Linked DNA regions of Homo sapiens: region 2 is linked to region 1. A link is a loop called in an ENCODE intact Hi-C map of the cell type or tissue named here. Cell type or tissue: GM12878. All regions are shown on one strand.

The links. Peaks named below come from ENCODE experiments on the same cell type or tissue, not always from the same donor. Only the 100,000 strongest peaks of a DNase experiment are listed, where the experiment ranks them.
Region 2: a loop joins it to region 1, with 2.3 times the contacts of the local background. A loop is called at or near these places in 12 of 110 quality-filtered maps.

What each region holds. Positions count from the first base shown.
Region 1 is chr10:104,267,765-104,270,264 of GRCh38, forward strand. It overlaps GSTO2 (glutathione S-transferase omega 2), which reads left to right and starts at 1,420. Exons shown (of 7, transcript NM_183239.2): 1 at 1,420-1,505. It overlaps MIR4482 (microRNA 4482), which reads right to left and starts at 641; the gene lies at 572-641. LOC124902497 (a long non-coding RNA gene) reads right to left here and starts at 1,153. Exons shown (of 2, transcript XR_007062284.1): 1 at 789-1,153. RefSeq lists enhancers at 670-729, 740-909, 960-1,299. In GM12878, no CTCF peak of the experiment used is centred here; a DNase peak (open chromatin) is centred at 1,277; H3K4me3 peaks cover 2,063 bases; H3K27ac peaks cover 1,859 bases.
Region 2 is chr10:103,907,203-103,909,702 of GRCh38, forward strand. All of the region lies in intron 3 of STN1 (STN1 subunit of CST complex), which reads right to left. Among named protein-coding and RNA genes, the nearest start is that of STN1, 9.7 kb to the right of the region's middle. RefSeq lists enhancers at 501-1,102, 966-1,095, 1,147-1,291 and a cis regulatory region at 1,219-1,221. In GM12878, no CTCF peak of the experiment used is centred here; a DNase peak (open chromatin) is centred at 1,239; H3K4me3 peaks cover 557 bases; H3K27ac peaks cover 1,304 bases.

The sequences.
Region 1 (2,500 bases):
CCGCCTCCTGAGTTCAAGCGATTCTCCTGCCTCAGCCTCCTGAGTAGCTGGGATTACAGGCATGCGTCACCACGCCTGGCTAATTTTTTTGTATTATCAGTAGAGAAGGGGTTTCTCCATGTTGGTCAGGCTGGTCTCCAACTCCCGACCTCAGGTGATCGGCGCGCCTCGGCCTCCCAAAGTGGCATGAGCCACCGTACCCGTCCACAATCTAACTTTATAACTGCTCACAGGAAATACCCACTCAGTTACCCTGTTGTGTGATTTCATGAGATGCTCTCTTGTTGCTTGTCTTCTGGTTTCTTAGTTGAGAAGCTTTCAATTCCTCCTTCTTTCATTTCCATCATCAACTTAATTTCACATTCTCTCTATTGTTGGCCCTGAAGACCAGACGCACATTACCCGAAAGCTGGGTGGCTGGGCAGACTCCTATTTGGTCTCCCTGTCTCTAACCCCTTCAAATCCTTCCTATCAAATCCCATGTTGGGCACATAGGTGGTGTCCCATTTATGTAATTAAATACTGTGTAGGCTGCATCAGTCAATTCTGCCTACAAGGTTGATGAGTAATAGGTAAGAGCCCCACTGAGAAATAGAAATGCCATCTTCCACACATTTCCATAGCCCACTGGGTTGCTCACTATTCAATTTTTATTATCACATCACCACCACGAGAAGGTAGGTCGGAGAGCAATCATTTCATTCTATAGATGATGCAACTAAGGTCCCGAGGTTAAGTGAGGCCTTAAGGTGCTGGCAGAAAGATCACACCCAGCGCACTGCTCTTACCATTGGAATCAGGGCTGTCGGTCCGCTCCAATTGTCTGGTTTCCTGAACTTATTTTCAAGTTCGCCATTGAGAGAAACCTCCGAATGACTAATTCTTAAATTTAAGGGTGCATAATAATCACCTATGGCTCACCGCTGCATTTCCGATTCAGCAGGCTGGGGTGGGTAGCGAAGTCTGTATTTCAAATGAGCCCCTCAACCCAGGTGACGCAGGCGGTGTGGGGACCGCATCCGGAGGGCGACCTGGAGCCGACTGACTTCACAAAGGCCTCCTGCCGCAAACCTTCAGCGGCCACCAAAGCCCCGGCTGCCGGCGGCGGACCACCTCTGCTGCCGCGCGCCTACCGGAGCCGCTTGGCCCTAGTGCTTTCCAGCGGATTTCCCCTCAGGTGCGGAGCCGGGTGCCGGGGTCCCACAGCCAACCACTACCGGTTCCTCTTTCGTCAGCCACCGGCGCCGGCAGGACCCGCGAATCCCGATCTCCAGGAGCCTGTAAGGAGGCCGCCCATTGGCTCAGCCGCACTGCTGGGCAGGTACTTCCAAAGCTTTGAGGATTGGCTGATGCTCTGGGCGCCGGGGCTAGTTGGCGGGTAGGATCACGTGCGAGGGGCAGGCCCCGTCTAGGCCCCGCCTCCTTGCTGCTGCTGCCGCCGCCAATCCTGGTCCGGTTGCCCGAGTTCCCGGAGGTCTCTCGCGGGACCTCTCTCACCGCCACCGGTGGGTCCGTTCGGCCTGCGTTGTATTGGAAGGGAAGAGGGGTTTGAGGTCAATTCTGTTTCCTGGGGTTTTCACGAATTTCGGGGCCCACAGTAGGCTTGCCAACTTTAACTTTTGCCTAACACTTTACGAGAAATCCTATTTAGCCTTGGCCACTGTTGCATCAAAGAATTTCACATCCAACAAAGTGCAGCCTAAGAATAAAGAACAGGTCTTTAAACCGCATACCTTTAATTAAGGTGTTCTTATTTTTTCTGATTTGGCTGGAAACAGGCAGAGACCACCCCAGATAACCAGTTCTCAGCCTTGCGTGGGACACCACGAGTCCCACGTGTTTACGTGTTTAAGGCACTGGCAAGCAGGGGAATTTGGTTTCTGGGAATGTGCTGTCTTTGTGAAAACTGTGAAAAGTCTTCCCTGCTACATTGAAATAATCATAAAATAATAATAGCTAATGTTGAACACTTACTATGTATCAGACACATGCTAAGCATTCAATATTTCTCATCCAGTTTCTGAATGAAACCTTCGCAAACCACATAATGTACTGGTACTATTAGCTACGAATTACATATAAGAACACCCGAAAGTTGTTGTCATTTGCCCAAGGTCACCCAGCTAATAAATATTGAAGAGATTCGAATCTAGCCTGAACTCTTACAGTAAGACCGTTCGTGAGATGAATTTATATGTGCTATTTTTCCAGTCTCTTTATCCAACAGCTCTGACAGAGGATAGTATCTACCTTTTTTTTTTTTTTTTGAGACGGAGTCTCGCTGTTCTGCCCAGGCCGGACTGCAGTGGCGCGATCTCGGCTCACTGCAAGCTCCGCCTCCCGGGTTCACGCCATTCTCCTGCCTCAGCCTCCCAAGTAGCTGGGACTACAGGCGCCCGCCACCGCGCCCGGCTAATTTTTTGTATTTTTAGTAGAGACGGGGTTTCACCGTGTTAGCCAGGATGGTCTCGATCTCTTGACCTCGTGATCCGCCCGCCTC
Region 2 (2,500 bases), 360 kb before region 1:
CATACATCTATGTAAGGCTGTTCACTGTAGTATTCTTTATAATACTGACACTTGGAAATACCTAAATGTTTATAAATATGGAATTGGTTAAAAAAATTACAATGACGTAGTATATGAGAATAAAAAGATATACATGGCTCATTGTAAAATAGAAATATATAATCCAATTTATGTGCAACATTAAACAGTGTATTTTGACAGAAATGATTTTAAGACTTTAAATACTAAGAGCAGTTTCTCTTGGAGTGTGGGGAAGGAACCCCACATTCAATGTATACGTTGACTGTAAGCCTAATTTCAGAAACACTGAGAAATAAATATGCATAATAGTACTAAGGAAATAGGCATTTCTATATTTCTTTGATACTGGGAACATGTTTAGAATGAGGAAGGATGTTCACCCAAACACTGACATTGTTTTGCCTGATTTATAGTGTTTCATATGATTTTTATATACTTCATTAAAATTATCTCTAGTTTGAAATTTTATTTTATAATGAGTAAATACCATTTTAAGAATCCAAAAAATGAATAAGGACATTTTGCGTTAAAAAAATGCATGGCACTTCCAGGCACACCACTTCTCTGTAGGTGAAAAGCTTGATTTATAGTATAATAGAAAGTTAAAAAAAAAAAAATTAGCAGGCCAGGAGCAGTGGCTCACGCCTGTAATCTCAGCACTTTGGGAGGCCGAGGTGGGCAGATCACTTGAGGCCAGGAGTTCGAGACCAGCCTGGCCAACATGGTGAAACTACAACTCTACTAAAAATACAAAAATTAGCTGGGTGTGGTGGTAAGCACCTGTAGTCCCAGCTACTCAGAAGGCTGAGGCAGGAGAATCACTTGAACCCGGGAGGCGGGGGTTGCAGTGAGCCAAGATCACACCACTGCACTCCAGCGTGGGCCACAGAGCGAGACTCCATCTCAAAAAAAAAAAAAAAATTAGCACATGAACATTTGTCCTAGAGAATGCGAGGTCATTCTGGTCTTGACTGTAGCCTTCCAATATTCTAGGTCTAAGCTCGAGTTGCTACCAAGTGTTCTGTGCACTCTGGGCACTGTCACCAACCCCCGGACTTCCCAGTTTGTGACCTCTCCCAGCAGACCCTGTGCCTTGGTGCCCAGAGGTCTGGCTGCTGGAATGCCCCTGAATGGAGGCACCCTTGCAGTGCTGCACAATGTCCTCAGCAGCTACACAGTACCGCCTGGGCCGCTGGCCTTGTTTCAGCTGCGGGATGAGTCAGTGCGAGCAGGAAGCACCCCCAGCACAGGCCTGCGGTGAGTCAGGGGAAGCAGAACCCAGAACAGCAGGGAGCGGCCACCTGGCAGATGGCCCAAAAGCCATATTGTGCCTGAGGACAGCAAGGAGAGGGGCAGTTCTCCACAAGAATTAAAGTTGCAAAAGCCTCTCTACTCTCAATAATTTCAGCAGTCAGATGCTTTTTATTTTCCCAAAGCCCACAGATGTTTCATGCTCCTCAGACACTCACTCAGAGGGAAATGCTTACTGGAGAAGAGGCAATCATAGTGCCTTAATCTTTTTATAATGGGAAAAGAGGTTAAGTGAAGCTCCTTTAGACACAGGCTTAATATCTAGCCTGGTTCTAGGGCCAGGATTTTAAAGTCCTCAAACAGTCTCATTTATTTGATCTGAAAAACAGAAAACTAAAAATCAAATGCAGTTAATTTTTTTTTTTTTGGTGGGTGGGGGATGGAAGAAAGGAGGAGGAGAGAAAAATCAAACTGAGTTATATGGAGACCACAGAACACACTGGAGTCAGTAAACAGAATGGACCCACAAATCTCCATCAGTGGAATCTTGAGTAAGTTACTAAGCCTTAGTTTTCTCATCTACAAAATGGAAATAATACCTGTACTTTCTGTTTCAAAAGACTAGAGGGAGAATAATATGAAATTATGCATATAAAAGTGCTTTACAAACTGAAAGACGCTATTATTTCGTTGTTGGCATTTGGAGAGGAAGCACTGTACTATATACCACAGTGTACTGCCCATAGCTGGATACACTGTAGGAACTTAGTAAATATTTGTTGAGTTGTCTGGAGAAAAAAAGGACCAATATCTTTGGTAAAATAAAGCAGAGAAGAGATTCAGTATGGGAATTTCTGACAGGATGATCCTTTTCAGAATCAAAAAAAAAAAATATATATATATATGTATATATATGTATATATGTATATATATGTATATATGTATATATGTATATATATGTATATATATGTATATATGTATATATGTATATATATGTATATATGTATATATATGTGTGTGTGTATATGTATATATGTATATATGTATATATATGTACATATATATGTACATATATATATGCTGAGAAAAAGCAGAAAAAATAAGCTTTTATTTTTCACATGTTATTTTATTAAAAGCACAAGATAATACTCTTCAGGAAAATGAATACATGTAAAGAAATGCAATAATATTGTATCTACAAATTATCAATCATGCAGGGACTGCCAAT